Regions from separate parts of the Homo sapiens genome. Here region 2 is linked to region 1. The links are chromatin loops, found by intact Hi-C in ENCODE. Cell type or tissue: PC-9. All regions are shown on one strand. Each heading gives the region's core, and the rest is flanking DNA. Links, peaks and the distances in the headings are about the cores only. Region 1 overlaps WWC2 (WW and C2 domain containing 2). Region 2 overlaps WWC2 (WW and C2 domain containing 2).

The links. A loop is a pair of places that touch in the nucleus more often than their neighbours do. Peaks named below come from ENCODE experiments on the same cell type or tissue, not always from the same donor. Only the 100,000 strongest peaks of a DNase experiment are listed, where the experiment ranks them.
Region 2: it touches region 1 in a loop (2.1-fold over the local background); 3 of 110 quality-filtered maps call a loop at or near these places.

Annotation. Positions count from the first base shown.
Region 1 is chr4:183,196,781-183,209,094 of GRCh38, forward strand. It overlaps WWC2 (WW and C2 domain containing 2), which reads left to right. Exons shown (of 23, transcript NM_024949.6): 3 at 11,173-11,376; 4 at 12,169-12,245. Among named protein-coding and RNA genes, the nearest start is that of WWC2-AS1, 38 kb to the right of the region's middle. In PC-9, for the core only: no CTCF peak of the experiment used is centred there; DNase peaks (open chromatin) are centred at 3,911 and 4,781; H3K27ac peaks cover 2,151 bases.
Region 2 is chr4:183,113,195-183,125,508 of GRCh38, forward strand. All of the region lies in intron 1 of WWC2 (WW and C2 domain containing 2), which reads left to right. Among named protein-coding and RNA genes, the nearest start is that of WWC2, 20 kb to the left of the region's middle. RefSeq lists enhancers at 9,055-9,555, 9,556-10,056. In PC-9, for the core only: no CTCF peak of the experiment used is centred there; a DNase peak (open chromatin) is centred at 5,597; H3K27ac peaks cover 1,335 bases.

The DNA.
Region 1 (12,314 bases), core at 1,143-9,142:
TTCTAGGGGCAGTCTGCTCAGGTGCCACTGCTTCCCACAGGCCTTCTCTGATACCCACCCCTCCACCTCACAGGTCCCCGTCCCATTCTGGTCGAGTGCCCCATCCAGATATTTCCAGAGGACCAGGTGCATAGGGATTTTTTTAAAAAGCATTTTCATATTGCATTTATATTATTTTTTGTATGTTTTCCTCACTAAATTGTGAGCTTCTTAAGGGCAATGACTGCATCTTTTATGTTTTCATCGCTGGGCAACTAGTATAATGATAAACTCTTAAAATGTTAAAAAGAAGAGCTTTATTGCTTAACTCAGCAATCAAAAGCTTTCTGTTATTTAAAGGAATTAAAGTACATTTCAAGTATAAATTATGTGTCAAAAAACACCATTTTGAATATTTTAAAACTTCACTATTAGAATATAAAATTTTAAGTCTGCTATTTTGCTGTAATGGTAATGGTATTCTGGTGATCTGTTGTACCCAAATGACCGACAGCAAACAGTTCACCCACTGAAAACGATCTGGTCCATTGTCTCATTAATCTTCAAGACATTCCTGTGAAGTAGTTTAGGAAGCAAATGGTATTATCTTCTCAAACAGCTGTTCCACACATATGTTGTGTTCTGACATCGTATAGTTTCAGCATCATTTTCTCATTATTTAAATAAAAAATGAAATAAGGAATGTTTGGCTGTTTAACACTATTTCTAAGAAACACTATTGAATATTTAGAAGTAAAAGATTTGACCTTGACTGTGAAAGTTATTTTAGGCCATCAGTGTTGTATGATCATATTCACCTTCCAGTGGGTATATGTGGAGTGGGGGTGTAGATATCAGTGAGGGATGTTTGCAGCTAACTAGAAGGTAAATAAGGAGGTATGGTTTATAAGGTTTTGATATTATTAATACAACCAGAAGTAAATCACTTTTTGGTAGAGTCAGAGTTGTACTGTAATTTTTTTTCTTTTAGTAATCAAGGTTTCATTTACATACACAAAAATGCACTGATTTTAAGCGTGTATTTTGGGTGGACTTTGACGTATGTATAGTCCTTTGTAACTTGCCCCCGCATCAAGGTACAAACTTTGTCCGTCACCCTGGTAAGTTCTGTCCTGCCCCTTTCCAGTCAGCCCTCCCTACTGCGGCAGACATTGTTCTGATTTCTATCACCATAGCTTAGTTTTGTCTGTTCTGGAACTTCATGTAAAAGGATTGTGTTCAGTTTTGGGAATAGATTCTTTCAGCGTGTTTTGCAGTTTGCACCTGTAGTCCCAACTACTTGGGAGGCAGTTTGCACCTGTGGTCGCACCTACTTGGGAGGCTGAGGTGGGCAGATTGCTGGAGCCTAGGAGTTCAAGGCTGCAATGCGCTGTGATCACACCACTGCACTCCAGCCTGGTTGACAGAGTGAGACCCTGTCTCAAGAACAAACAAACGAAAAGTAATGGTATATAGGAGAAAAGTAGAAAATATAGATAAATGAAAAGAAGAAAAATTATCTATGTTCATACAACCCAGAGTTAACTAAGTATTCTAAATCTTCTGACGTGTATCCTTCCAGACTTTTTCATATTGATACACACATGCACATATACACAGTTTCTTAAAATTTATTTTTGTTTTCATTTTTTGGGGGTAGAGATGGCATCTCTCTGTGTTGCCCAGACTGGTCTTAAATCTGACCTCAAGGAATCTCCCCACCTCACACACAGCTTTAAATGTATTTTACATCGCAAATGGGATTATATTATATATACTGTTTTATAAACTTTTTCATTTAATGTATAATTTTCACCAAAAAATTTTTTGCACCATGATATCAATTCTTTTGATAATAGAACTTCACATTTCTGTCAGATGATTTTCATAGAATATAGTCAAGATTCTTTGAAGCTGAGCATGGTAGCTCTTGCTTGTAGTCCCAGCTACTCAGGAGGGTGAGGTGGGAAGATCGCTAGAGCCTAAGAGCTCAAGGCCAGTCTTGGTAACATATAAGACCTCGTCTCTTTAAAAAAAAAAAAAAAAAAAAAAAAAAGGTTCCTTTTGTGCTCTTGCATAAAACCCTTTTGTGGCACATTACTGCTTTCAAAATGAGTTTCATATTCATTTACTGGACATTCAAGAGATCATAGGCTAGTCCTTCTTGGGGTATTGGTAAAGAAATGAGAATGTGTAGTGAAATAAGGAAAGGACCACCACCATGCCAGGAGAAGATGGGGAAACATGAAGAAGCAGCCTTTCCATTCTAAAGAGTGTAGCCACATCTACTTGGAGAAAGTGCTTTAAGCTGAAACCAAAGAGATGACTGAGTTAACCAGGCTGGAGAAAAAGACGGTGGGGAAGAAGGAGGACCACAAGTAGATTCAAAGGTCTCAAGAAGCAGGACTTGAGGAAAGCAGGACTTGAGGAAAGACATGCAGGAAATTCAGTGCAGCTGAAGGCTGGTGTGACTGGGGTAACCGGGGGTTTTGACTGGGGCAGGGAACGGGCCAGGTTCTTTTGTCGGGAATCTTTCAAAGCCCTCTTTAATTAAGCCTGTTCCACGGAACTGTACTCTTTTCAGCCAGAAGAAACGCATTTGTCTCTAAACTGCCATGGTACTAGCCACTCATACACTAGCCATGCACATAGCCATTCTCCGCTCAAGGCATTAATTGTGTTCTGCGTACATCTATGTCACTATTTCTTCTACATTTTGTAAGTTTCTTGGAAGGAGGGATCATGCCCGATTATCTTATTTTTCCAAACCCTGTAGTAGATGGCCAATAATTGTCTGTAGAAATTAACGAACAAATAATAAATGAATATAGCAGATACTTTATAAAAAGGAAGATAAGGAAAGTTACTTATATTCATTTGATTTATTCTTCCTAAGCACAGTAGGAAGAACAGAAATATGCATTATAGACAAAAAAAATCTTCTTTGAAGAATCTAATGTTATCTTCCATGATAAGCTCTTGTAATTCACATGTGTTCTCTACCTATAAAGTTTCACATCTATAAAACTGATGGAATGTGAATTCCCTTGAGGTACAGGGCATTTTGACAGTATTATATATTGCTTCTTTAATATAGTAGAAAACAGCAAATTATATTATAATGCCATGAGCTCCCAAGGCCACTGGGTCTTAATAAAAAATACCACATTTGTGTAATATACTTGAGTATTTACATTTAAAAAATAATCTTCACAAATCTATTCTGCAAATACAACGATGGAGATGAAGCACCATCCTGCTTTATGAAGCCTTCTAAGGTGGCTTTGGGAACCCTCTTTTGTAGTTCATATTTGAATTGTGCAGTATTTCAGAAATGAGAATGCTTCCCACTGACTCTCTTGTAATATGCGGTGTTTAAACCAGTCTACTGGAGTGTTTTTCCTGACCTATCCAAGACAAATGCTGATAGTTTATTATCATCATCATTATTGCCCTTTATTCATTTAAGTGTCAGTCAGTGTTTCGTGGCATTTTAGCCAGTGACAAGTATTTTATTGAAATATACCGTGTCCCCAAGATGGAGGGAAATATGATTGGCTGAAACCTCAAAAGATTGAGAGAGAACTGAGAGTACATATCTTATAATTATTATAACTTAAGAACATTTCAGATTTTTAACATACATTTTTAATTTTTATTATCTCTTTATTAGTTTATTAATTATATATCTCATTGTCACAAATTGTTCCAAAACTTAGTGGTTTAAAATAATATTTATTATCTCATGGTTTCTGTGGGCCATGAATCTAGGCAAGACTTAGCTGGATACTCTGGCTCAAGGTCTCTGTGGTAGTTTGCAATCAAGGTGTCAGCCAGGCTGCAGTCATCTCAAGGCTGACTGGAGAAAGATTTGCTTCCAAGCCACTCGTACGGTTGTTGGCAGGATTCACTTCCTTGCTGGCTGCTGGCCACAGGCCTCCCTCATTCCATGCCACGTGGGCCTCTCCACAGGACAGCTCACAACGGGGCAGCTTGCTTTGTTAGAGCCAAAAAGCCAAGAAGAATCAGGGAGAGAGAGAGTGAGCAGGACAACAGCACAGTCTTTTGTAACCTAATCTCAGAAGTAATATCTTGTCACTTATTCTATGTTCTGTTCATTAGAAGCAAGCCATCAGATCTAGCGCATACTCAAGAGGCATAAATTACTAGGAGATGAGGATTATTGGGAGTCATCTACAGTTCTGAAAACTTTTGAAGACCACACATTTATGTTCGTTAGAGGATGAATTCTGTACTTTGAGGCAGGTTGCACTCACATATATAAATATTGGAAATAGATATAGGTATTAAATATTAGGATATTCAGAGACCTGAGTTATAATGAATATTTGAACCTGAGAAGTTTGGACTCTTATTGACTGATCTCTGCCCATCTCCCACATTCTCCAGATGGCTGGGCTGCCTTGTGGTGGTGATGTCCTTGAAGATTCTTGGCTGGAGGGTCTGTCCATCCTGTACATCTCTTGTTTAGACATCAGCTCTAGCATACAGTTTGTTTGTTTTTTTTCACAGTTAGGTGAGATATACATCTTCTGCATATTTAAATATTTACATCTTTAAAATTAGTGTTTAAAATACTACTTTAGAGAAAGCTCAACTTTAGCCAGTGAGTGTGAGGCAAGAGCTCTAGGTCTAAAGCAGTGGTTGCACTGTGCCCGTCCGACTCAGGCCATTTTGTTGATCACCCAGGGCTTCTCTTGGCCTCAAAAGGACCCAGCCTTCACAGCCTGAATCACTTTAGCTTAGAGTCATCCCTTATCCCTAGAGGCCAGGTTAAACACCCACAGAACCAGTCTGGTCTCTGGAAATTCCTGTGGGCCAAGTCAGATGCCCTCTGACTTATTAACGAACAAATAACAAATAAATATAGCAGATTATTCTCTAGGTTTTGACTTGCTGTAGCTCTTGGGGCCAACCAGAAATACTTCGTTGGGCTGCATTAAGATTGAGATTACCAGGCAAAGCTTTTTGAAGACAGTATATGCCCCTGGGCATTCCAGAAAATTGATAGTATTTCTATTCTAATCTATCAGGAACAGGTTCTTACGTTCATATAGTGGCCAGCCCCATGGCCCATCTTGTTTTGATTATACCCAGGATTTAATTTATAGAGGTGACTGAGTGATGATGGGAAGAGGTCAGTGCCATTGAAAGAAGTTTTATTATAGTTCTCAAGGGAAGGGGGCATACTACACCATTCTGGGCCACATAGTGGGGAAGCGCTTGGGTTGGTTGGAAGGCAGAAGGAGCAGAGGAGAAATCATGGCCCAGAGCCTGTATTGTGGTTTCCTGGGGAAGGAATGAGTGAGGCAGGGTAGGCAAATCTGAGCAAGTTTAGGATTGGCTAGGTTGAATAATTTCGGCAGACTCTGGGTTATGGGAATGGTCTCTAGTTGTCCAGTATCTTCTCTGGGGGGTGGTGTAGGGCAGGGGAAATATTGGTTTGGAGTCTGAGTTAGATAAAAGAGGAGGTTAGGGATATGGGCTTTTGGACTGTTGGTTTACATATGAAGGATGGGCTCATGGGAGTCATTTGCTATCTCTAAGAATTAAATTAGCCCTGGGAGGGGCAGTCTCTTCCCAGACAGCAAGGCCCCCAAGACATCAAAGCATCATAAAATATATAAAATTTTAAAAAATGATCAATACACCATCCACTGACAAATGGAAAGTGCAACATTATGTGTCATACTAAGAAACTTTGAGAAGAAATATTTTCTTGATTGTTTTTCGGTCTCATCTGCTGATCTGCCCCTGACATCTTGTATAAATACATATGTGGTGGAGTGTGCAAATTCCACTAAAGGAAGAGGGAGCAGAGTGGATATAATTTTATAATTTATTAAGTTACAAGTCTCTTTTTTCTCCGGTGTTGCTGCCATGTGCACAGATTGAGGGGAAGTGTTGAGCATATGTATATATAATTCATTTGTTACAGCTGACTCTATCCCATTTTCATCAGCTGGTTCAAGCCAGGGTAGGTTAACATGGGTGCAGAGTGATCTGTGGAGCCTTAGTTCTAGACACAGATGCTCTCTGGAGTCAAGGCTGGGGAAAGGAATGTGACTTTATAATTTCTTTGCTTTTGCAATCTGAGTATCAGAGACAGTGTTATAGCTTACTAGCGTTAAAGGCTTTTTATATTTTGCAGTATCTCATTTAATCTTCCAAACAGCCCCCTGAATTAGCTCCATTTTATTAAGGAGGAAATTGAACCCTGGAAAGGTTTAAGAACCTGCTCAAGGTCACACAATTTGTAAATGACACACCTGAATTTGAACCCAGTTAGACTGAATACAGGGTTTATGATCTTAACTACTGGGATATTACATCTCAGTTCTTTTTTCCAGTATTCGTATTCTTATAACTTCCTCAGGACTCAAAATAATTCATTTGCTTTTTTTTTTTTTTTAAACTTTCATTATGACCTGAGTCTCAGTATTCTCAATGTACATTCCAATATGGAATCATTTTAATTATTCAGGTATTAGGTGGAAGGAAGAGTTATCCCTCCTTTTCCTGTTTAGTTTTTCACAATGCGGGTACCTCAGCCCTTCTGAGGTACCCGCATTATCACCCAGGTGGTAGTGCTACCATATCATTTTGTTTTTTTCTTCTTCCTCCTGCACCTCTGTACCTCCTCATCCCCTTCTAGTAATAAGTGCTGAGGTTCTTATTGGAACACTTTCCTTTTATATGTTCCATAGTCCTTCTGTATCCACTCCTTTCATTTCCAGTGTGGCCTGGGCTGACTAATGTACACTCTCTACACCCCTAAGAAAGGGGTTGTGGAACTCTGAGTGGGCTGTGGAAGTATTTTCAGGTATGATATGACATCAAGGGCTTAAAATCTAAGAGTACTGTTACTAATGGTACACAAAAATGATTTTATTGAGTCAGTTAGGCTGTGCCTTAATCTAATTTTGTTTTTACAATAACCAGAGCTGCGTATTTATTCAGTTCTCTAGTAGAATCTTAGAAAACAATTGCTAGAACTTGCCGTTACATTTCTCTATTAATGACAGGTTTATTTTCCTTTTTTGTTTTCAAGAGCGATTCTTCCTCTCATTTCTCCCCTGCCTTGCCCATACACACAGTGTTACTAAGAGCCGCCATCACAGGAGGGTATGAGTAGTACAGTCCAAGACCAAACTTCTTCAGTTTCCATTTGCATAGATTATACAAGGGTATGTTGGGTTGAGTTCTCTCAGAAGCAAACCCTAAGCCAAGAATTTAAGTGAAAGTGGTTTATGAAGGAAATCCCAGGATAAACCAGTAAGGAAATGAGGAAAGAAAGAAAGTGGAGGGAAAAAAACAGCTGAAGGTTTTATTTCTGCAAAGTCTCTGACTCCACATGATTGTGGTGGCTCTAAAGTACAATTTCTACCTCAGAGTTTGCCCTACCTGGGAGTTCTTTCTGTCTTCTTCACTTGTCAGTCATTGGCTGCAGGTGAGTTAGCGAAGTGCTCTAGAGCAGTCAGACATCCATCAACAACAAACAGCAGGCTGTGGCAGAAAGACCCGAGAATACCAGGATAGGACACCAACAGTGTCTGCTACAAAGGCTGCATCAGAAAATATTCGTCCATATTTCAGCCTCTTTTTACAATCGAGAGACATGAGAGTAAGAGAGGTAAAATACTTAGAGTCTCACATCTGGCTAGGTGGATATGGAACCCACACGGCCTTACTCCCTAACCAGTGCTCTTTTCAACAGCTGGTAGTGGCAAAGGATTTTATTGCTGTTCCATTATACCTCATTTCTCTTTATCAGTCATCATCAGTCATTCATTTGAACCTTGTAAAGCATATTTTAATAATAAACTGTAAATCAGCTTTATTATTATATACAAATACATAAATTGCATCTATTTTCACTATACAATTCATGAGTTTTGACAGGTGTATACCATGTAACTATCACAATAATCAAGATAGGGAACATTTCCATCCCCTCAAAAAGAGCTTTCTTCTTGCTCTGTTGTAACAAGTACTTCTCAGTACTGCTGGGCCCAGGCAATCACTTTCTGTCATTGGATTGGCTTTACTTTTGCCCGAATTTCATATAAATGGAATCATACAGCATGTGGTCTTTTGTGTCTGGCATCTTTTCACTCAACATGTGTTTGAGAGTCTTATATATTGCTGTTGAGTATTTTGTTTCATTTTATTGCTGAGTAGTATTTTATTGTATGGATATACCACAGTTTGCTTAGCCATTACCTGTAATAGTTTTGTCTATTATGAATAAAGCTGCTAATGAGCATTTGTTTAGAGGTCTTTTTGTAGATACATATTTTCATATCTCTTGGGTAAATAACAAGTTGTAGGATTGCTAGGTTGTATGGTAATTGCTAAGTTGTTCTCCAAAGTGATTGGACCATTTTAGATTCCCGGTAGCAATGAATGAGAATTCCAATTGCACCACATCCTCTTCAACACTTGGCATTGCCAGTTTTTAAATTCTAGCCATTTTACATAGTGAGCAATGGTATCCCATTATAGTTTTGACTTGTATTTCGCTGATAATTAGTGATGTTGAGTCTCCTTTCATCTGCTTACTGGCTATTTGCACAATAGTCAGTAGATGTGCAGGTTTATTTTTGGACTCTATTCTGTTGCAACATAGCTGTTTTATCTAGATTATGCTTATTCCATCCTTTCTACATTTCGAGATCTGTTTCTATTGACTGATTTTTCTCCAGATTATGGGCCATATTTTTGTGCTTTTTATGTTGGTAACATTATAGTGGATGCTAGACATTATAAAGTTGGTTTTGTTGTTGTTGTTTTCATTGAGTGCTAGGTTTTGTGCCTTTTAGGGAGTTTTATATTTTTTTTCTTCTGACCGGCAGTTAAGTTACTTGCTGACCAGCTTGGTCTTTTAGAAGCTTGTTTCAAAGCTTTGTTAGGTTAGGTTCAGAGTAGCCTTTACCCTATGTCTTATTTAGCTCTGTTGTTAAGGTGTAACTTTGCTGTGGTCTCCACTGGATTCCCTAGATGTTCACTGTGGCCTTTCTCCTCTGGCTGGTCATAATTTGAAACTGTCACAGCCCTGTGTGAGCTCGGGGAATTTATCTGCCTATAGCGTCCCAGTTGTCCTTTGCCTGGCCTTGTGCATTTCCCGTTGTCATCTCAGCATTCACTCACAGACTTCTTGTGACCCCTGTGCAAATTTCTGGAACTTCTCCAGTCTCTGGAGCTTCTACTGTGCTTTGCTTTACAAATTCCACCTGTCATGGCTTCCGTGAAATCTGCTTCCCTCTCCCTGCAATTCAGCAGTGCCTCCTTTCTCTGCTTGAGTTACCCCTCTTTGCACTGCTGTCCAAAAAGTGCTTTCAGACAGAAATGTAGGGTAATCGTGGGGTTCATTTCCCTTCTCTCAGAGATCACAATCCTGTACTACCTGTTGTCCAACATCTGAAAACCATTGTTCATATATTTTATCTTCTAGTTACAGTGGCCCTGTTATTCCACCATGGCCTTCTTTGTGTTTTGCTTTGTTTTTTAAAAATCTCTATTAACCTTTTGTGTATCAAGCTTCATGTGTTTTCTGTATTAAAGCCATACTTCTTTTTGTCCCAAATTATCCCCTGTTTGTGTTTGCTGTTGTTGGGAGTGGGGTCCACTCGGATACAATATCCTGCTAGAGACGAGATCTTAAGTCACAATACCATAGTTTTTATGCCTTTGAACTATTCCACTTTTATTTTAAAACATGTATTACTGAATACTACACACAGAAAAGTGCATAGACTGAAATAACATAGTTTAACAAATATTTTAGAAGTGAACTGTGTAATTTCGATGGGTGAAAGAAATAGAACATCAGCATCCAGGAAACCTCTTTTATTTACTCTGTCCCATTCTCAACCCCTTCCTCTACTGGCAAATGGCCACTCTCCTTTCTTTCACAGCAGAGGGGTCCAGTACATGTCTGCAGACACAGGGGGATAGCTCTTAACCAGCCTGCACTAACCATCACCAAAACTGTCCGTTCTCTTGTATACACCATGGTATCCCAATGCTGGACAGCAGTACACTCCAACTCCTTGGCCCAACATGTGGTCAAAAAATATGTTAATTTTAAAATGTGAGAACATAAAATGTTTAGGGTAATCTGATTCTTTCATTTTTGTTTTTCTTCATGTTTTGTGGCCCCTACTGTAGCTTCACCACACAGTAAAGAATGTGTTTGGAGTTTATAAACTGAGCATAAGCTGCCATGGAAGACAGAGGATAAAGGGCTGACTTGCAGATGAGGTGGCTGGGGCACCTTCTGGAGGAGGCAGCATGTGAATGCTGTTGCAGAACACTGGTTCTTGGGCTCGGCTGCTCAATGGAATCACCTGAGCAGCTTTGAAATCTACCGTGCCTGGGTTGCATCCACAGAAACTCTAGTTGGTCTGGGTTTTTTTTTTTTAAAAGGGTCTCTGGTTGATTGTAGTTTGTGGAAGTGCAGAAGCAAGAACCAGGGCCTTAGGCTAGAGCATTCTGTATAAACAGGACCAGGGTTCTGTTTGTTTGTTTATTTTTAAATTTCAGATCCACTGCGGACTCACTGATATTTTTGTAAAATACAAGAAAAAGTGAATTACTGGAAAAGTGAAAATGTATACACACAAAGAAATGCATAGTATTTATCAACAGATAAACAATAACTGACTAAAATCGCTATAATGATTACAAAATGTTTTCTATTTCTGTCATTACTGTTGCGGACATAAAACTGAGTTCATGGACTGGTGTTGGTCTGCAGAGTAGACCAACTTTGATTAGTGCTGATGCAGAGGGCAGTGTGTCTACAGTCCTGTATTAGGTGAATGAAGGTGGGTTGGGTCCAGCTTATGCAGGGCATTGAGTGCTGGAATGAATAGCTTGGCTTTTATTCTGTAGGCACTGGGGAGCCACAGAATTCTTGAATGATCTGATTGACAACATTGTGTGTGGTAGATTTATAGTGAGAATACACTGTTGATCAGAACCTGGAAGAGGAAGGAAGTTGATGAGACTGGGTAAAATAAAACTAAAATTTCTGGAGAAGTCACTCCAGCACAGCTAAATAAACTCCTTAGAGGATACAAGAACTTAAGCTAGCCTACTCCCTAAAGCTTAAACAAGCCGGAAAACAAAGTTAAATTCTAAAAAGTACCCTCCACCTAATGTTTTCAGAAACCACGCAGATAGAAGATCCAAGAAAACAATGGAGGGGGGAACAGGAGAAGATGCTCAAGGACTACCTCTCTGTGGCACAGGATGCCCTCCGGACACAGAAGGAACTGTACCATGTGAAGGAGCAGAGGCTGGCGCTGGCCCTGGATGAATACGTGCGATTAAATGATGCCTATAAGGAAAAGTCAAGTTCTCACACAAGCTGTAAGTACAGTGTGGCTATTCAGACTTTGGAAGTGGAGACTGAATTGTAGATAACAGAAGACCACTTACATTTCTATGGAGTTTAATTTTGAGTCCTTTTCCCTCCTAAGCAGGAAGAGTCTCTCAAAACCATTGAGAGGTGAGGGCACACCCCAGATTTTCTCACCCCTACTTCAGATAAAAGAATCCCTGTTTGGGGGTTATGCATGCCTTCTGTTTCTGCACCTGCCTCTGCCAGGTTGCCTTTTATGCATTTACGAGTTAATTTTTACCTTTTCAGAACAGTGCAAGTAGTTTGGCCCTTTTTGCTACTTTTGTACAATATTTTTAGTGGGGAGGAACTGGAACTATTACCTAGAGTGTAATTTCTGTTGACCATCTGAGTTGATTTACTGCTCCCTCATCTCACAGATTGACTATTTGGAGCTGGCTTTGTTTAAAGAAGCAGCTGTGATGAGCTCAGAAGTTCTGCTTAAATTATAAATTCCTTGATAATGCAAAACTCTGATATACTGCTGCAGTATAGTCCTCTGAGGACATAGTGTGTATAAAATCCAGAAGAAAATTAAGCACCAAGGTCTTAATGACATTTCTCTTTACAGAGTTAAAAAAAATGGTAGAGGTTTGAAGATAACTTTTTATATTTAGGTGTCTGATCAATGGCAATAAAGGAATTAGAAAGCAAGTATTCACAGAAGCACATAAATCTTGTTTTTAGCTTCAGTAAATTCTAAGCTGAGAACTAGTTATGCAACTTGTAAATAATTAGTTTTTCTTTTTTCTCTATAAAAGTATTCTCAGGATCTTCATCCAGTACTAAATATGATCCCGATATTTTAAAAGCTGAGATCTCCACTACAAGATTAAGGGTAAGAAGTTTTAAATTGTGGTTCTATGTTGACCCATATGCATAGAGTCTGAAGGCTGTGGAAGGGGCT
Region 2 (12,314 bases), core at 1,313-9,312, 83 kb before region 1:
CTGGAAGGCGGAGGTTGCAGTGAGCTGAGATTGCACCACTGCAAATACAGAACGTTTCCATCAGCACAGATTGATGTAGAAACAGAGGGAGGAGGGTCTTATGAAATGAGGCAGAGAAGTATTAGGTTGGTGCAAAAGTAATTGCTTTCAATGCAAAAACCACAATTACTTTTGCACCAACCTATAGAAAGGGGTCCTATCATGTATGCCTTGTAGACCATCAAGATTTTAAGGTTGTTTGGGAGCTATTGGAGAGTTTTCAATTGAACTGAGGTAAGGTGGGGCCTGTGTGTGTGTGTGTGTGTGTGTGTGTGTGTGTGTGCGCGCGCGTGCGCGCGCACATGCACGTGCATGCAAGATGATCTTACTCATTTTTGTTTGTTGGTAGAGACAGAGCCTCAGTATGTTGCCAGGCTGGTCTCAAACTCCTGGCTTCAAGCAGTCCTCCCTCTGCAGCCTCCCAAAGTGCTGAAATTTACAGGTGTGAGCCACTGTGCCTGGCCTTTCTTTTTTTCTTTTTAAAGATCTTATTTTAAAAAAGAGATCACTACTCTATGGAGAAGGAATTACAGATTTTTTTTTTTTTTTTAGTGAGATAATCTGGATGAGAAACAATCAGAGCTTGCACTAGAATGATGGCTTTGGCAGTGGGAAGCAGTGAGTGGATTTGCTTTTACCTAAAAAACCTATGTTTTTTTGGTAAAAATGAAAGAACTTGCTCATGATGTGGGTACATGAGGCTTGAGGAAAAGAGAGAATAAAAGAGTTACCATTAGGGAAAGACCGAGGGAGAATGTGGTTGGTTGGTATCCATTTGGATTGCTAATCCAAAGTTCTGTTTCCGATGTATAGGTGTGATAGAGTTTGAATATGTGTCCCCACTATTGTAATTTGTAATTCCTAGTTGGAGGTAGGGCCTGGTAGGAGGTCGGGTAGTGGGTGAGTTCTTGCAGTATCTGGTTGTTTAAGTGTACGGCACCACCTCCTCCCCCCGCCATCCTCTCTCTTGTTCCTGCTCTGGCCATATGATGTGCCTGCTCCTCTTTTGCCTTCTACCTTAATTGTAAGCTTCCTGAAGCTCTTCCCAGGAGCTGAGCAGGTGACTGGGGCCATGCTTTCTGTGTAGCCTGCAGAAGTCATAGGTCCAATTAAACCTCTTTTCCTTATAAATTACCCCATTTCAGGTGCTTATAGCAATGCAAGAAATACAAGGTGTGAGACCCCTATGAAGACATACAAATAGAGAAATCTAGTAGACACCCAGATATAGAATCTTTTGTTCAGGAGACAGCTCAGAGCTAGAGATACTAAATTTGGTTTATACATAGGTAGTATTTGAAGTTGTGGGATGGGATGAGATTACTGGAAGAGAGGAAAAGGAGAGGTTCCAAGATTGAGCCTTGAGACATGGCAATATTTTTTGTGAAACCTTGTTTCAGCTAAGATGGTTTATTTGTTTTCACTGGAACATACCTTTTTTTTTTTCTTCCAACGTTTATTTCAGGTTCACAGAGTACACACGTGGATTTGTTAATGTGGGTAGATAGTGTGTTGCGGGGGTTTGGTGTACAAATTATTTCATCACCCAGGTAATAAACATAGTACCCCGTAGGTTGTTTGTTTGTTTGTTTTTGTTTATTTATTTTTGAGCCAGTCTCATTCTATCGCCTAGGCTAGAGTGCAGTGGCAAGATCTGTGCTCACTGCAACCTCTGCCTCCCGGGTTCAAGCGATTGTCATGCCTCAGCCTCCTAAGTAGCTGGGAATAGAGGCGTGCACCACCACACCCAGCTAATCCCCATAGGTAGTTTTTTGATCTTCACCCTCCTCCCACCTTCCACTCTCAAATAGGCTGTGATGTCTGTTGTTCCCTTTTAGCTTCCATGTGTACTCAGTGTTTAGTTCCCACTTATAAGTGAGAACATGCGGTATTTGGTTTTCTATTCCTGTGTTAATTTGCTTAGGATAATGGCCTACAGTTCCATCCATGTTGTTGCAGAGATCATGATTTCATTCTTTTTTGTGGTGCATAGTGTTCCATGGTGTATATGTACCACATTTTCTTTATCCAGTCTACCCTTGATGGGCCTTTAGGTTGATTCTATGTCTTTGCTATTGTGATTAGTGCTGCAGTGAACATAAATGTGCATGTGTCTTTGTGGCAGAATGATTTGTATTCCTGTGGGTATATACCCAGTAAAGGGATTGCTCGGTTGGATGGCAGTTCTGTTTTAAGTTCTTTGAGAAATCTCCAAACTGCTTTCCACAGTGGCTGAACTAGTTTACATTCCTACCAGCAGTGTTTAAGCATTCCCTTTCCTCTGTAACCTGGACAGCATCTTTTGACTTTTATCTAATAGCCATTTTGACTGGTGTGAGATGGTATCTCATTGTGGTTTTGATTTGCATTTCTCTAATGATCAGTGATGTTGAGAATTTTTTCATATGCCTTCTTTTGAGAAATGTCTGTTCGTGTCCGTTGCTCATTTTTTATGGGGTTGTTTGTTTTTTGCTTGTTGGTTTGTTTATGTTCCTTATAGATTCTGGATTTCAGACCTTTGTCAGATGCATAGTTTGCATATATTTTCTCCAATTCTGTAGGTTACTCTGTTGATAGTTTCTTTTGCTGTGCAGAAGCTCTTTAGTTTAATTAGGTCCCATTTGTTGGTTTTCTTTTTTGTTGCAGTTGCTTTTGGCCTCTTTGTCATGAAATCTTTGCCAGGGCCTACGTCCAGAATGGTATTTCCTAGGTTTTCTTCTAGGGTTTTTATAGTTTTAGGTTTTACACTTAAGTCTTTAATCCAGCTCTAGTTGACTTTTGTATATGGTGTAGGAAGGGGTCCAGTTTCAGTCTTCTGCATATGACTGGCCAGTTATCCCAGCACCTTTTATTGAATAGGAAGTACTCTCCCCATTGCTCATTTTTGTCAACTTTGTCAAAGACCAGATGGTGGTAAGTGTGTGACTTTATTTCTGGTTTTTCTAACATGTTCCATTGGTGTGTGTGTCTGTTTTTGCACCATTCACTGGAACATATCTTATACTTTTCACCACTGTGCTAAAGATGATGATGATGACAAGTACCATAAGTTATGTGAAGAGCCCTTCACATATTTATCTCAAGCTTCATGAGGGCAGGTATTGTGTCTGTCTTGTTCACTACTGTATTCCAATGCTCAGCTTTGTGCAAGCTCTTAGTAACTATTGAATAAAAGAAACTTTGATAGGTACCATTATTATTTCCATTTTAGGAAACTGAGACTGAAGAGGTTTAAGTGACTTGTCTAAGGGCACAAAGCTGTTAAGTGGTGGCAGAACTCAAGCGTGTCTGTCTGACTTCCAAGCTGTACATCTAACAAGATACTGCCTTCGATTCCTGCTAGGAAAGGCCTTTGGCCGCCTCCCTGGCTTTGGAAGATAGAGCCTCCTTCAGGATTTAGCTGAAGTTTCATCACTTAAAGTTTGCCTTAACAACTTAGCCACACATAATCTTCCAGTGCTTAATTCTTATGCTACCTGTTTTTAGCATCTGTATTAAAACTACATGTGTACTGTATTTTGACTCCTTGAATTAAACTATTACTTTTTCAGAATTTATTATTTTCTCAAATTAGGTTATAGGCTCTGTTTAGTTAAATCATGCACAATATTATTTATTTATCCTGCCTTGCAAGATACCCAGTACAATGTCTTGTGGATATTAGTTGCTCAAATAAATCCTAATTTGATTCTGTCATTTCTGCCTTGTTCCAGTGTTTTCAGTTCTTTTAGAGGCTGAGATCTATATGCTATAAATCCTCTTCATTCCTGTCCTGTCTCTGGTTCTAAAAACGGTTCAGTGTTGTCCCACAGCTTCTCCCAATCTAGGCTTCTGTGGAACCATCTCCTTTTCAAATGTGCCACTTACACCACCTACACTTCTGCATATCCCCTCCCTTTTCGAGACAAGTTGAACTGATCATGAAGGATAGAGAATTTTCAAAGTGATAAAGTGGAGTTCCAGCTCTTCCACATTCTTCTTCTTTTTTTTTTTTTTTTTTTTTTTTTGATGGAGTCTTGCTCTGTCCCCCAGGCTGGAGTGCAATGGCGTGATCTTGGCTCACTGCAACCTCTGCCTCCTGGGTTTAAGCGATTCTCCTGCCTCAGCCTCCTGGGTAGCTGAGATTACAGGTGCCCGCCACCATGCCCAGCTAATTTTTGTATTTTTAGTAAAGATGGGGTTTCACCATATTGGTCAGGCTGGTCTCGAACTCCTGACCTCAGGTGATCTGCCCGCCTCAGCCTCCCAAAGTGCTGGGATTACAGGCATGAGCCACTGTGCCCGGCCACGTTCTTTTCTATAGTGCTTTTTCATTAATTTAAACCCTGTTGGGTGTCTACTATAATCCAAGAAAGCCTTGATTTTACCACAAACATGTAAATTACAAAGCTTTTTTTTTTTTTGTTTAAAACACTGAGACAAGGTCTCATCTCCCTGTGTTGCCCAGGCTGGTCTTGAACTCTTGCGCTTAAGGGATCCTCCTGCCTCAGCCTCCCAGAGTGCTGGGATTACAGGCGTGAGCCACCATGCCCAGCCCGCAGACCTTGATTGGGGATCTTTTTTTTTTTTTTTGAGGTGGAGTCTCGCTCTGTCGCCCAGGCTGGAGTGCCAGGCTGGAATGCAATGGTGCGATCTTGGCTCACTGCAACTGCCGCTTCCCGGGTTCAAGCGATTCTCCTGCCTCTGCCCCCCAAGTAGCTGGGACTATAGGCTCGTGCCACCATGCTCGGCTAATTTTTGTATTTTAGTAGAGACGGGGTTTCGCCATGTTGGCCAGGCTGGTCTTGAACTGCTGACTTCGTGATCCACCCACCTTGGCCTCCCAAAGTGCTGGGATTACAGGAGTGAGCCACTGCGCCTGGCCGGTTATGGATATTTTTTTTACCTCTACTCTTATAGTCGAGCCTCAGTCTTAGAGGAAAAATAGTTTCTTTCAGTCGATTGCCACGTTATAGTTTGCTTTAAACTACTTAGATTTGGATTCAGGGTAAAGAGCCTTCATAAATAGGAAGTGATAGAAATTCAGAGGGAGTGTGGCATGTTTTTGTTGGATTTACTTATGCTGTGAAACTTACCTAGAAGTGTACAGGCAGTCACTAAACTATGGTTAAAGAGGAATCTTTTCATTTGTACATTCCTTATCCCTGTTACAGGTTGCTGCACTTTTTTTTTCTGTCTTTATGGTAGCTAGAAATATATTGTGTATCTGATTCTATGTTTTCCTACATTTCTACATTTGACTTGGTTTGAGATCAAGTTTGTGAATTTTGATTAAATGCCTAGATTATGCATGTGAAAAATCTTTTGTCCTGTGTTGCTATGAGCAACAATTGTTAAAATTAACTTTTTTAGAAAATGTGGACAAATACATGAATCTTAACAGATTTTTAAAAAGTCATCATTTAGCATTGTGAGTGTTCTGTCTATAAAATAAATTGTTACTGTGACCATAATTATCGTGGTGAAGGGAGGAATGCAGTAGAAGTGAATAATCATCAGACACATTGACAAAACATTCCTAAAATGCTATTCAAATGAGGAAAGACATTATGGGGCTGCAGCCAAGTAGCCAAGCGTTGAGTCCTTTTAGCCAGTTGTCTGACCGGGTTTACTATTGTGACCAAAAAGAAGCTGTGTGTAGTGGTTTGCATAGAAGGGTCATGATTTATCTGAAATATCTCAACTTTTTTTTTTTTTGTAATCCTGTCTCTCATCCTCCCCTGACAACACTTTACTTCATTCTTAAAGACTCCTTTTGTCCTGATGGTGTTTGTTTCATTGCTTTCTACCGTACTCCAGTCTGAATTTTACTGACTCCTAGTGATTGCTTAGACTTGCTATTTGATTCTGTTGTGTGATTTTTGATTATACTCCTTTGTGCTATTTAAACTAGCAGTGTTTACCTAAATTAGTGGTGGTAGTGAAGGACACAGGTTGGCCCATTTGAATGAAAATCAGGAGCATTGCACTGGCCCTGCCGTTAAGATGAATTTCCATGAATTCCCTCTCCAGAAGGGCACTAGGAATTTGGCTGGACTACAGAAGTTACTTCTCCAGTTAAAGGCATGGAGTCTGGGAATGGCTTAGTTTAAGGATATATAGTGATAATGTAATTAATTCTCCCACTGAGAATATAGGACGAAGTGAAGAGATGCCCTTTGTCCTCTTCCTGCATCCTCGCCTCTTCTTCAGGTCACTATTGAGAATGAACCCTGAAGCACTTGTCCTTTACACAGTTAGCAAGAAGAAACCATGACTTGCTTCTTAAGGTTTTGGAAGAACCTGCTGGGCGCCTCATTTCAAGACGGGGTATAAAGCCCCTCCTCATATTTACTTCTCTGTGTAACCATGCACTTTGCCCATGTATGTTGGAAAACAGTGAGTTTTTTAAAAACAGAAGTTTTAATTTTAAAAACTAAAAATGGACTTTTTTTTGGTTAAGATGTCAGTTTTAAAAACACAGATATAACTTAGGATAACTCCAAAAGATATTCTGAGTTATGGGTGGGAACTTAAAATGAGCACGTAGTATATTGGAGATGGATATTCATTTAACCCATTGAGGGAAGTTTTTTATGTGTAAATCATGGAAGTCTCTTAGTACTACGTTCATTTTCTTTCCACGATTTTCATTTCTTCTGTGGTCAGCCTTTAACCCCTGAGTTCTTTACTCTGATATACATCCATAGTGATAATTATATGATTCTTAAACAGTTCATTCACAGAACTTAAATTTATTTGTTATTGGGTTTTTTAAAAACCCACAACGGAAATGGAAATCATTTAAACAGCTGGTTTCATCAAGACATCAGAAGGGATATCCTAGCCGTAGAGATGAAAAATTACCTTTACAAGTATAGAAAGGATGTTTTGCTACTTTATGATTAAGTTAATAATTTAGGAAAGCTGGTATCCTTTTTGGCCTTGTAGAGGAAAATGAGGAATCAGTTAGTTGGAAAACCAGTTATTTAAACATTCTCAATGTCAGCTGCCTGAAAGGGAATGTATATAAATTTTATTGAAAAACACCTTTATTCATGTTAGTTAAATCATAGCATATAGAATGAAATACTGTGAATTGTTAACAAAGAAAGATGTATTAGTGCCCAAATACAAAGATCTCTACTGTGATTATGTTAGGGTTAAAATGCATGTACACAGATTGATGCTGACGTTTATGAACTAGAACCATTTTGAACAAGGCATCTTTATTAGTGGCTGCTTCTGGGGAGTAAGACTGTAGACTAGGGGAATAACTTGGAGATTATGGAATTACTTTTTGGGTCACTTGAAATGATTATGTGTATACTGCACTGTTTTACACATTTAATTTAAATGAAAATTCCCTTTATAGAGAAGAAAATGTTCAAATATTCAAATTTGTACAGAGAAAAATGCAAGCATTTGTTAAAATCATGATATTCCCTAAATTTCTGTTAATATTTAATATTATTTAATTTTACCTTATCTTTAGTTTTGGGGAAGTTCTCTTTAATTTTGGTATAAGTTGGATGTGAACAATAAAATACATTTATTTAATTAATGGCTGGTCTTGCTTTGTGGCCCAGGCTGGAGTGCAGTGGTGCCATCATGGCTGACTGACCTCCTGGGCTCAGGCAGTTCTCCTGCATTGGCCTCCCAAAGTGCTGGGCTCACAGGCATGAGCCACCATGCCCAGCCAGAACACATTTTAAAAAGTAACATTGTGGCCAGGAGGGGTTGCTTACGCCTTTGATCCCAGCACTTTGGGAGGCCGGCAGATCACTTGAGCCCAGGAGTTTGAGACCAGCCTGGACAACATGGCGAGACCTTGTCTCTACAAAATAATACAAAAGTTAGCCAGGCATGGCGGTGCGCACCTGTAGTCCCAGCTACTTGGGAGGCTGAGGTGGGAAGTCAAGGCTGCAGTAAGCTGTGATGGTGATCCTACCACTGCACTCCATCCTGGGCAACAGATAGAGACATTATCTCAAAAAAAAAAAAAAAGTAACATTGTGGAGGAAAATAATTAAATTGTTGACGTGTAATTTTCTGTGATGATTGTTGTGCTAATAGAGTTTGGGTGTTCTTGATCTGAAATGCTTGGGACCGGAAGTGTTTCAGATTTTGGATTTTTTTTTTTTAAATTTTGGAATATTTGCATTATATACTTCCCAGTTGAACATCCCTAAACCAAAAATCCAAAATTCATAATGCTCCAATGAGCAATTTCCTTTGAGTGTTATGTCGGCATTCAGAAGTTTCAGATTTTGGAGTATTTTGGATTTTGGATTTTCAAATTAGGGATACTCAATCTAATAGAGGTGGGTCAGAGGTATATACATTTATAATTTTGATAGATTGTTTCAAATTGTTCTTTATGGAGGTTGTACCAATATATATTCCCAGTAACCCATGAATTTATGCCTGTTCCCCACACCTTTGTCAAACATTATATTTCAAAATAGTTTATATTTGTTATAGATAAGGGAAATGCAAATTATAACTACAATGAAATAGCATTTTTCACCTATTATGAGTGAGGTTGGACATTTTTTCACTTGTTAAGAAGCTTTTTTTTTTTTTTTTTTGCGACAGAGTCTTGCTCTGTTGCCCAGGCTGGAGTGCGGTGGCACGATCTTGGCTCACTGCAAGCTTCGCCTCCTGGGTGCACACCATTCTCCTGCCTCAGCTTCCCGAGTAGCTGGGACTATAGGCACCTGCCACCACGCCCAGCTAATTTTTTGTATTTTTAGTAGAGACGGGCTTTCACTGTGTTAGCCAGGATGGTCTCGATCTCCTGGCTTCGTGATCCGCCCGCTTCCGCCTCCCAAAGTGCAGGGATTACAGGCGTGAGCCACCACGCCCAGCCAAGAAGCATTTTTTTTCTGTGAACTAGATTTCATATTCTTTGCTCTTTATTTTTATTGGAAAGTTGCTATTTTATTACTGATTTATAAATGTTATTTATGTATTAGGCAAATTATAAAATCAGTGGGGCAAGAATGGATTATTTAATAAATGGTGCTGGTACAATAGGCCATCTGTTAGTATATTAAAAAATAAAATTCAGATCCCTATGCCTTCCCACACACACAAATTAGTGCATCGATTTATGCCTAAAATCAACAAGGAGATACAGATTTTAAGCTATTAGAAAATTATAGGTGGATGGGTATCTGTATTTCATAGTGGATTACAATAAAATTAAAACTCTGACATGACAAAAGGCATAAATTAAAGACAAAAGGGGAAATGTTTGCATATAATCAGTAAAAAATTAGTATCCTGAATGAATAAAGATCTGTATTTTATTTTATTTTTTTTGTGACAGAGTCTTACTCTGTTGCCCAGGCTGGAGTGCAGGTGCGATCTCAGCTCACTGCAGTCTCCGCCTCCCAGGCTCAAGCGATTCTCGTGCCTCAGCCTCCTGAGTAGCTGGGATTACAGGCATGCACCACCACCCCTAGCTAATTTTGTGTTTTTAGTAGCAATGGGGTTTTGCCATGTTGGTCAGGCTGGTCTTGAACTCCTGGCCTCAAGTGATCCACCCAACTTGGCCCCCCAAAGTGCTGGGATTACAGGCATGAGCCACCGTGCCTGGCCAAGATCTGTATTTTAATAAGTAAATGAGAAAGAAGAAAATGGGGTAAAAGTAACAGCCAGTTCTCAGAAGAGAACAGAGTGATCAATGAATATATGGAAAGATCTCAGTTTCATTAGAAGTAAGAGAAATGCAGAGTTAAACTGCAATGAAAGACCATTTCATTTCCATGACATTTACCAAAATTAATAGGCCTAACAACATCAGGTATGGAGAGGATGTAGGGAAATAGGAACTTTCATCATTGTTGATAGGAGTGTGAGTTGATATTACTACTAAGGAGAGCCGTTGGCACAATGTATGTCAGGTTAAACATTTGCATCCTGTTCAGCTCAGGATTCCATTTGTGTATCCTAGAGAAACTCTTGCATGTATGTTCAAGTAAGTTCATTGTAGCTTAATTTGTAAACCCAAAAAATTTTGAACAATACAAATGTCTGTCAATGGGAGATTGTATTAAACAATTTTTATGGTTTAATTACAGAGTGCTATACAGCTGTTAAAATAAATGAACTTGAATCTTCCTACAAATACCAACATAGACAAATCTCAGTGACAGTGTTTAGAGAAACACAGCAAGTTTCAGGTGTGTGTGTGTGTGTGTGTGTGTGTGTGTGTATTTCATGTAAAATTTAAAACCCCACAAAACTAAGGCATATAGCATTTATGGATATATACATAGGTGGTCAAGATTTTAAAACAGGAATGCTCTACCCCAGCATCAGGATAGTGGTTTTCTGTGGGGAAGGAAGAGTGTAAGGGGGTCTATCCTGAAAGATATCTACAGTTCTTTGTTTTTTAAATCTGAAGGCAAATATAGCATAATATCATTTCTTAAATCTTGGTGTTATAGACATACATGTTTATTGGCCTTCATATTTTTTGACATATATTAAATATACATTTTGAATTTTCCACATGCCTTTTCACTATACAGAGATAGTTTGTGCTTTACACTATTAATATGATGAATTTTATTAATAAATTTAAATTTAAAAGATTTCCTAATTTTGATATGAAGCTGGATTCTATTTGTTAATTTTTTTTTAGGATTTTTACGTGAATATTTGTGAGAGTAGTCTAGTTTTATTTTCCTCCTCTTTTGATGCCTTGTTTACCAGATTTTGGTTGTAATGTTATGCTGACTTCCTAAAAAAATTCGGAACGTTCATTCTTCTCCATGTTTTGGAACAGTTTAAGTATCATTGGAATTAAATATGTTCCTTGCAGTTTGGTAGAATTCAGATTTATAGATTATGAGATCTTGTACTTTTTCTGGGAAGGGGTTGTTCTTCTAGATAGCCATATAGATACCCAAACAGTTCCTGTTAGTTATCTATTTGGTAGCAGATAATTGTTTGGGTATCTATATGGCTGATTTTCTTGTCTTCAGGGGTCAGTTTGGTATTTACATTTTCCTGGAAAGAAATCTTCAGTGTTTTCAAATTTATTGGACAGGATAATCCTTTAATATTATTTTCTTTTCTACTGTAACTGCAATCGTTTTCCTGTTCTCATTTATAGCTTTATGTATTTGTGCTTTTTTCTTTTTTTTTTCCTTTCTCTAGTTCAGGTTACCTAACCTCTCAGTTATTTGGGTATTTTTTTCTTAAAGTAACCAGCTCTTGGACTTATTGATACAAATGACTCTTTCTAATTCGGTACTTTATGCTTTTGTTTTTAGTTTTTCTTTCTGCTTTTTCTTTTTTTCCTTTTTCTCTTTTTTTTTTTTTTTTGCTGGGATTACAGGCATGAGCCACCATGCCCAGCTTGCAGATCTTTTTTTTTTTTGAGACGGAGTCTTGCTCTGTTGCCTAGGCTGGAGTGCAGTGGCATGATCTCGGCTCACTGCAACCTCCGCCTCCCGGATTCAAGCAGTTCTCCTGCCTCAGCCTCCCGAGTAGCTGAGATTACAGGCACGCGCCACCATGCCCGGCTAATTTTTTGTATTCTTAGTAGAGACAGGGTTTCACCATGTTGGCCAGGCTGGTCTTGAACTCTTGACCTTGTGATCTGCCTGCTATGTTGTGATTTCGTTATCTTGTACTTACAGTTTTGAATTCTTTATTCAGAACTTAGAATCTATGGTAGCTCAGACTCCTCCACAAAAGCGTGGAAATGATTAAACACACTAAATTTTTCTGATGGAATGTGTAGCCAAAGAAATAGTCCCAAGAGCAGGAAGCATTCCCAGTGCTCACCATTGCCAGGGTGTTTGGAGGGGACCCGGGGCTATGAGGGCTGCTTGTAATGTGTGGGACCGATGCAGGAATAAGGGCTGGAGTTACAGGCTTTCCTTCAGGGCTTCTTCATGCCCGCAGTGCCTCAGGGATGGAAGCTTTTATATCAAATAAGGCTTGTTTCCTGGAGTGAAGATGCAGGTCCATCCTCGATTTTTACAGGTTCAATTTGCAAGTGACTCAGTTCAAGGGTATCATGAAATCTGCTTTTGGGTGCTGTGTTCAAATTATCTGCACATATTTCTAGTTATATATGAGTGCTCCCTGACATCTGTCCTGTTTTGTTATTGTAGCTGTCATTGCTTATAGCTTATAGTTATTGTAATACTTTAAGTAAATTCTTTATCATTTACAAAAATGAATGTTAAAAAGTTTTCAAAAATGCTATTTCTAGTGAAAAACATGAGGATTCCTTTGCTTCAATTAAATGTTTGTTTGATTTAAGCCAGTTG